Linked DNA regions of Homo sapiens: region 1 is linked to region 2. A link is a contact called in ENCODE POLR2A ChIA-PET data. All regions are on one chromosome and are shown on one strand. Each heading gives the region's core, a stretch centred on a gene start or an enhancer-like site at or near the end of the contact. The rest is flanking DNA. Distances are from core to core; before and after follow the strand shown.

What was found. ChIA-PET counts read pairs that join two places held with the same protein, here RNA polymerase II (POLR2A).
Region 1: POLR2A ChIA-PET joins it to region 2 with 12 read pairs in IMR-90. The contact joins the promoter of LINC01273 here to the promoter of DPM1 in region 2. POLR2A ChIA-PET finds 5 or more read pairs at or near these places in 3 of 52 experiments (IMR-90, MCF 10A and WTC11).

What each region holds. Positions count from the first base shown.
Region 1 is chr20:50,169,746-50,174,017 of GRCh38, forward strand. It overlaps LINC01273 (long intergenic non-protein coding RNA 1273), which reads left to right and starts at 2,825. Exons shown (of 3, transcript NR_109943.1): 1 at 2,825-3,043; 2 at 3,178-3,272. RefSeq lists an enhancer at 2,523-3,024.
Region 2 is chr20:50,955,604-50,959,781 of GRCh38, forward strand. DPM1 (dolichyl-phosphate mannosyltransferase subunit 1, catalytic) reads right to left here and starts at 2,929. Exons shown (of 9, transcript NM_003859.3): 1 at 2,760-2,929. The coding sequence starts at 2,920. It overlaps MOCS3 (molybdenum cofactor synthesis 3), which reads left to right and starts at 3,215. Exons shown (of 1, transcript NM_014484.5): 1 at 3,215-4,178. The coding sequence starts at 3,240. RefSeq lists enhancers at 2,686-3,175, 3,388-3,998.

The DNA.
Region 1 (4,272 bases), core at 1,575-4,074, 790 kb before region 2:
TGAGCCTGGGTGGATTTGGGACTTTCTCTGAGCCTCACTTTCTTCTTCTGTAAAATAAGGATTCTGGGCCAGGTGCGGTGGCTCATGCCTTTAATCCCAGAACTTTGGGAGGCTGAGGCGGGCAGATCACAAGGTCAAGAGTTCGAGACCAGCCTGGCCAACATGGTGAAACCCCATCTCTACTAAGAATACAAAAATTAGCTGGGTGTGGTGGCGTGTGCCTGTAATCCCAGCTACTCGGGAGGCTGAGGCAAGAGAATCACTTGAACCTGGGAGGCAGAGGTTGCAGTGAGCTGAGATCACGCCACTGCACTCCAGCCTGGGAGACAGAGCAAGACTCTGTCTCAAAAAAAATAAAATAAAATAAGGATCCTAAGGCCCGTGTTACAGATTATTGGTGAGGGCTGGGTGAAAGAACTAATTTATTTAATAATTTATTGAAACAACATTTCAATAAAGATGTCAGTGACTGACAATCTCATCTAGGTGCCAGGGATACAGCAGGGGATGAGGCCTGGGTCCTGCCCTCCTGGAGCTTACAGTCTAGTGCAGAGAACACAACAAACCAATAAGCATGCATGTGATATAATCTCAGGTATTATTTTTATTTATTTATTTATTTTTGAGACAGAGTCTCAGTTTGTCACCCAGGTTGGAGTGCACTGGTGCCATCTCAGTCACTGCAGCCTCCACCTCCTGGGTTCCAGTGATTCTCATGCCTTGGCCTGCCAAGTAGCTGGGACTACAGGTACACACCACCATGTCGGCTAACTTTTGTATTTTAGTAGTCGGCTAATTTTTGTATTTTAGTAGAGATGGGGTTTTTCCATGTCGCCCAGGCTAGTCTCGAACTCCTGGCCTCAAGTAATTTACCCACCTCGGCCTCCCAGTGGCGGGATTACAGGCGTGAACCACCGTATCCAGCCTAATTTCAGGTATTTATGACACTACAAACGAAAATAAAGCAGGAGGCGTGCTGGTGTGGGTGGAGGCATTGTTACAAGTGGGGTGTGTGAGGAGGGCATCTCTGAGGAGGCTTGAGCAGAGCCAGAGGAGCCGTGTCGTGTGTGTGTATGGAATGCATGAGAAATGCTAGTGGAAGAGCCTCACACATAGGAAAGGGCCAATAAATGGTGGGTCATCATCTTATTACACACAGCAGAGGGAACGAAAGGAAGAGGGATTGGAATCCGTTTCCCAGGGTCTGCGGCAGTCACAGAGAGTGACAGAAGATTCCCTGGGCTGGCAGGTGGAGCAGCAGCCCTGCTCATGGTGTGGGGGGTGGGGAGCCCTGGACCTGAGGAGACCCAGCTCTGGGTGGCCTTGGGTGAGCCACTCTCTGGGCCTCAGTTTCCTCATTTGGAAAACAGGGCCGATAATGCCCACCTTGTGAAACTGGGGGGTGTCACAGGCTGAATGATGACCTCCTCCAAATAATTATGTTGAGATTCTAACCCCCAGTACCTCAGAATGTTACTGTATTTGGAAATAAGGCCTTTAAAGGGGTAATTAAGTGGCCAGGCACAGCGGCTCACGCCTGTAATCCCAGCACTTTGGGAGGTGGAGGTGGGCAGATTACTTGAGGTCAGGAATTCGAGACCAGCCTGGCCAACATGGTGAAACCCTATCTCTAGGAAAAATACAAAAATTAGCTGGGCATGGTGGTGAACATCTGTAATCCTAGCTACCCGGCAGGCTGAGGCAGGAGAATTGCTGGAAGCCGGGAGGCGGGAGTTGCAGTGAGCCGAGATCCCGCCACTGCACTCCAGCCTGGGTCACAGAGTGAAGCTCCCTCTTGAAAAAAAAAAAAAGGTAATTAAGTAAAAATGAGGTCATTAGGGTGGACCCTAATCCAATATAATCGTTGTCTTCATAGGAAGAGGAAATGTGGACACAGACACAAACAGAGGGAGGGCCATGTGAGCCCAGAGCAAGAAGGCGGCCATCTACAAGCCCCGGAGCGAGGCTGCGGGAGAAGCCAGCCCCGCTCACACCTTGACAACAATCTCTGTTGATTAAACCACACAGTCTGCAGTCCTCTATTACGGTGAGCCCTGCCAGCTGAGATGGGGTTGACGTGGGAATACAGCTGGGCACACAGGAGGCCCTCAGTGGAGGCTGGTTTCTTTGGCCCAGTGCCACATGGAGCCCGTCCACTGGCTGAGCTGGGGGCCTGATTGTGGCCACTCAACGTCTCTGTAAAGCTCAGGGTCTGCCTTGAGATCCTGCACTTACCACGGAGTGGCCCTGCCTTGGGGACCCATCTCACCTCACTTCTGCCCTCCTTTCTGGTTCATGACTCAGCCATCCACTAACCTCCCGTGGTAGCACTGTGGCCACTCTGTAAACGACAGCACCACTGGTGTCTCATTGGGGGCCAGTCTGGAAGAGGGAGACCACCCTAGGCATTTCAGACAGAAGGGATGGAATACAGGCATTGCTTACACAGAGGACGGACGAGCCGAGATGCAGAAAGGCCAGGTGAAGCATTGGCCACAGCTGGAGGCGCTCCACCCTAGGCCAGCGGGACAGAAGGAAGCTGGGTCCGAGAAGCCAGGGCTTGGAGCCACAGTGGGGGCTGCCTGGTAGGAGTTGACCAGGGAGGGAGGGTCTGTCGGGCGGGGGCGGGGGCTCTTTGCCTTCCGATCCAAGCTCCGCCCTCTGCAGCTCTGCTCTGTGTATCCCAGAGCTGACCCTGCGGCGCCTTTCCCAGGCTCGCGTCCGGTGAGTTCCTATTGGCCAACGGGAGGCCCCGGTCGGGGAGCGCCCCGGGACAGGCCCCTGTGCCTCCCGCTTTGCGGAGTGACGCAGGCCCTGGGCTACAGCAACCTTACCAGCCCCTCCAGCTTAGAGGTGGCAGTGGCTCTCTGCGGCTGCGATTTCTTTCTCGGAGCGTCCTCCCCATCCCGTTCGGCCTCTGCCTCCACCGTCGTCTCTGTAACCCGTTCCCTGTGGGAGAGTCTCTGTTGCGGTGTTCAGGGGTTTCGGTTTTCTGGCTGAACAGTGATTAACGCGAGGGAAGGCGCTGACGGCAAGGTGGCAGGTGACCAGCCCAGCAGGCCGCCCAGCCCTTCCCTTCCTACAGACAGAAGCACTGAGGCCTGCAGAGGGGACAGGCAGGTGGGCGTGGGGGATCGGGGGCAGCCCTGGAGTCAGACAGGCCTTGTTTTGTCCCAGGAAGAACATTCCAACACAGACCACAACACCTATGGACCTGGAAAACATTGTGCTCAGTGAAAGAAGCCAGACACAGAAGGACAATGTTGTATGAGGTACCTGGGATGGGCAGATTCTGAGAGATGGAAAATAGAATAGAGATTACCTGGAGAGAGGGGGGAATTGTTGAATGAGGACAGAGTTTGTGTTGGGGATGATGGAAAAGTTTTGGATACAGAGAGTTATGACGAGTATACAGCATTGTGAATTTTTTTTCTTTTCTTTGTTTTTTGTGACAAGGTCTTATTCTGTTGCCCAGGCTGGACTGCAGTGGTGCAATCCTAGCTCACTGCAGCTTCGACCTCCCGTGCTCAAGTGATTTTCCCACCTCAGCCTCCCGAGTAGCTGGGACTACAGGTGCGTGCCACCACGCCTGGCTGATTTTTCTTGTATTTTTTTGTAGAGATGGGGGTATCGCTATGTTGCCCAGGCTGGTCTTGAACACTTGGGCTCAAGTAATTCTCCCGCCTTGGCCTCCCAAAGTGCTGGGATTACAGGTGTGAGCCACTGTGCCTAGTGTGAATGCATTTAATGCCACTGAATTGTACACTTAATAATGGTGAAAAATATAAATATTCTGTTAAATATTTTACCACAATAAAAAAATGTGTGACAGTTGTCAGAATCAAAATGGTGTCACTAATGTTTTTTTTTTTTTTTTTTTTTTTTTTTTTGAGATGGAGTCTCGCTCTGTTGCCCAGGAGGGAGTGCAGTGGTGCGATCTCGGCTCACTGCAAGCTCCGCCTCCCAGCTTCACACCATTCTCCTGCCTCAGCCTCTTGGAGTAGCTGGGACTGCAGGCACCCGCCACCACGCCCAGCTAATTTTTTGCATTTTTAGTAGAGACGGGGTTTCATCGTGGTCTCGATCTCCTGACCTCGTAATCCGCCCTCCTCAGCCTCCCAAAGTGCTGGGATTACAAACGTGAGCCACCGCGCCTGGCCTGGTGTCACTAATGTTAAGAAAACCTTCACAAATAGAGGCAGACCATGAAGAGAGGGGTCTCATTCTTATATGCCTGATAAAGAAAGACTTTAAGAACTACAACCCTTGGCG
Region 2 (4,178 bases), core at 1,679-4,178:
TCTGTTGCCAGGCTGGAATGCAGTGGCGCAGTCTCGGCTTACCTCTGCCTCCTGGCCTCAAGCAATTCTCCTGCCTCAGCCTCCGGAGTAGCTGGGACTACAGGCGCCCACCACCACGCCCGGCTAATTTTTTGTATTTTTAGTAGAGACGGGGTTTCACCGTGTTAGCCAGCCTGGTCTCAATCTCCTGACCTCGTGATCTGCCCGCCTCAGCCTCCCAAAATGCTGGGATTACAGGCATGAGCCTCCGTGCCCAGCCATATGAAATTTTATTACCTATTTGGAAATAATATTCTGAACCTTAATAGCAAATCTTAGTTACATAAAATATTTCAAAAGTACTTTACATGGTAACTCAAACCAAACTGAGTAACTCAGTGATTATTCTTGTTAATCTGATCCAAATAGAATAATCAAGTATAAATCTGATTTAATTTCATCTTTAAAAAAACCGATTTTAGAATGGTGACATTATCTTAAACCACAATTTCAAATAGTTGTGCCTATTACCTCACATTATCAAATTAAAAAAACAAAAGCAGAGTAGCATTACAAAAGATTCCACTGTGCTTCAGAATTAACATCTGTTACTTCCCATTAATCTCAGGTGGTAGTTTCTAGTCTAAAAACAAACCAACACAATACTTGGTGGATAAATAATACCTACGACATAACATTCCGTTTTCTCTTGGTCCTGCTTTAAGAAACAAATACAAGAGGCTGGGCGCGGTGGCTCACACCTGTAATCCCAGCACTTTGGGAGGCCGAGGCAGGCGGATCACGAGGTCAGGATATCGAGACCATCCTGGCTAACACAGTGAAACCCCGTCTCTACTAAAAAGAACCCGGGAGGCGGGGCCTGCAGTGAGCCAAGATGGCGCCACCGCACTCCAGCCTGGGCAACAGAGCAAGACTCCGTCTCCAAAAGAAAAAAAAAAAAAAGAAAAAGAAAAAAGAAACAAATACAAGAAAATCAACCAGAAAACATATTCCACTGTTAAAGGCTTTAACAAGTCAGCCCCAGCAAACTTTGAAGACAAGAAAGCAAACCCCTGTGTTATCTATTCTCCAAGAGTAGAACAATGACTTTGGCTTCCCACTGTGCCTTAAATCTGGGCACTGGTGCCTTTACATGCCAAAATATGTAAGGTGATTTTAATAGACGTGCTGAAAGAGAAATTCCATAAACAAAATGGGGTCGTTAAAAGCAAATTACTGTCCCCTACCACTTCAAAGCAGCTACACCACCTGAGGGTGAGGCAGCTCAAAGGTACCAAGCTGGGCTGACTTCAAGTAATTTGATTGCATCTGAAAAGTTTTGTTTCCTTTATCAAACTTCATTTTGATCTTAAAAGATTGATTCACAAACCATTAAAAGGAAACATAAATTGTACTACATAAAAAAATTAAAACAGCAAAAAAAAAAATTGCAAAATTAGAATACAAGCCCTGAACGAGATCGGTTGTATGATAGTTACTTTCTTTAATTTAGAGCTTATAGAAATCAAAATTAAAAGATTAAACAGGAAAAATAAAAATTTTAAAACTCTGAGGGGCAAGGCATATGAAGGCAGTTATTCAAGGAAATACAATCAAAACAGCAATGGTTTTCACAAATGAGTACTTCCAACAATGTTAAGTCTAATGCTCAGGCGGGCTGGTTGATAGGGAAACAGGCACTCTGAAGAATGGAGAGTCCAAACTTGTACAACCTTTTTTTTCTTTAGAGCAATTTGGCAGTAACTGTCCATTTTAAGCACATTTCTGTCGACCCAGCAATCCTACCTCGAAGAATTTATCCCTAGTACACAAGTAAAAGTATGAACGCGTCTGCTGCCAACACTGATGCAATAAAGGAGCACCGCTATGTGTCAAGCACTTTTCTAAATTTAGCTGGAAAATATGGTGTGAACAAAGTCCTTGTTCTCATCGACAAAGCAAAAGCCAAAAAACAGAAACAACCAAAAGGCGCTGGAAATAATCCAGTTCATTGCCATGACCTGATTAAATAAATAACACAGCCATATGGAATGTTACCTAACTTCCAAAGTAATTTGCTATGTTTGTACATGTTAATATGAGAAAAAGTCTTCAAAGATTTCACAGCATGATCCCATTTGTGCAATCGTAAAACAAGTTACTTCGTACTGACTCCAGGATTTTTTGCAGTTTTTAAAAACACTGCATTAACACTTCCAAATTCGAACTCCACCCACCCCCCATCCCGGTTCTAACAATCACACCAAACATCCACCAGTGATCAGCGAAGATGCTCTTCTGCTTTCTCCTTTCCAGAAAGGTTATCGTGCCCAGCAATAGCTCCCTAACCCACACACACCAAACCTCATGCTTATGTAAGCACTCGGCACCGGAGCGGAGAGTGAGAGCTCTCGCTTGGACTCCCGGCTCTTGCCGCAGATCCTGACCGCCTAGAGGGAGGAGTGGGATCACGCTTTCAGCCTCGCTTCCAAGTAAAAGAGTGGCCAACCTTTCTACGGAAAGGCGGGGGACGGGAGTACTACATAATAAAGATAAATGAGAGTCTCACAAAACCCAAGGGCAGGAATGAGAACCCAGGACACGAAGAAAACCCAACAAGCATCCGCCTCTGCTTCCCTCGCAGGGTGGCCCTCTCCCCGGGCCTTCCTGTGTGAGGCAAAGAAGGCTGGACAGGGCCGCTTCGCGCAGCCAGCTGCCGACACCCGGGCCGGGGAAGCCAGCTCATCTCATTCTTCGGGGAGGGAGACCTGGTGCGCTACCTCTCGGAGAAGCTTTTCACCAGCAGCCACACGATGAGCGGCAGGTTCTCGCGCTCGTTGTAGGTAGGTAAAAGCACCGAATATTTGTTCTGTCGTGGACTGCGCACTTCCAGCTCCCGCCGAGACCTGCGAGGACTACGACTGACTTCCAAGGAGGCCATGGCGGAACTGAGCCAGATGCCGGAAGCGGAATTACGTAATGTGGCGCGGAAAAGGACGGGTCGGACCGTACCAAATTCGGAAGCGGGGGATGACCTGTGTGATTGATCGCTAGTTCTTCTAGGGCCATTGCGTGGTTCAATTAGAAATATTCTGGATTTATACATCTTTGAAGTTTAATCTGAAGGTTTCTTCAGGAAGTAAATATCTATTCATCACCTTTTCCCAAGCTCCATAAAGTTTTTTAGTTTATCCCAGTCGCTAGGAGACAGAAGACGGAAGCGGAAATGCCTTTCACGACAACTTCCGGAAGAGGTCGCCATGGCTTCCCGGGAGGAGGTACTCGCCTTACAAGCTGAAGTTGCCCAACGTGAGGAGGAATTGAATTCGCTGAAGCAGAAGCTGGCGTCGGCTCTTTTGGCTGAGCAGGAACCGCAGCCAGAACGGCTGGTTCCGGTGTCGCCGCTGCCGCCGAAGGCCGCTCTGTCCCGAGATGAGATTCTGCGCTATAGCCGGCAGCTAGTGCTGCCCGAGCTGGGCGTGCACGGACAGCTGCGCCTGGGGACCGCGTGCGTGCTAATCGTGGGCTGCGGTGGGCTCGGCTGTCCACTAGCGCAGTACTTGGCAGCGGCCGGCGTGGGCCGCCTTGGCCTTGTGGACTATGACGTGGTAGAGATGAGCAACCTGGCCCGCCAAGTGCTGCATGGCGAGGCACTGGCTGGCCAGGCCAAGGCCTTTTCGGCCGCCGCCTCGCTGCGCCGCCTCAATTCGGCAGTGGAATGCGTGCCGTACACTCAGGCCCTTACGCCAGCCACTGCCCTAGACCTGGTCCGCCGATATGATGTGGTGGCTGACTGCTCGGACAACGTGCCCACTCGCTACCTGGTTAATGACGCATGTGTGCTGGCGGGTCGGCCCCTCGTGTCTGCCAGTGCCTTGCGCTTCGAGGGCCAAATCACAGTCTACCATTATGACGGTGGCCCTTGCTATCGCTGCATATTCCCCCAACCACCCCCAGCGGAGACAGTGACCAACTGCGCGGACGGCGGGGTGCTCGGTGTCGTTACCGGGGTCCTGGGCTGCCTGCAGGCCTTGGAAGTGCTGAAAATCGCTGCGGGTCTGGGCCCCTCTTACAGTGGCAGCTTGTTGCTCTTTGATGCCCTGAGAGGGCATTTCCGCTCTATTCGGCTGCGGAGCCGCAGGCTCGACTGTGCAGCTTGCGGGGAACGGCCCACTGTGACTGATCTGCTGGACTATGAA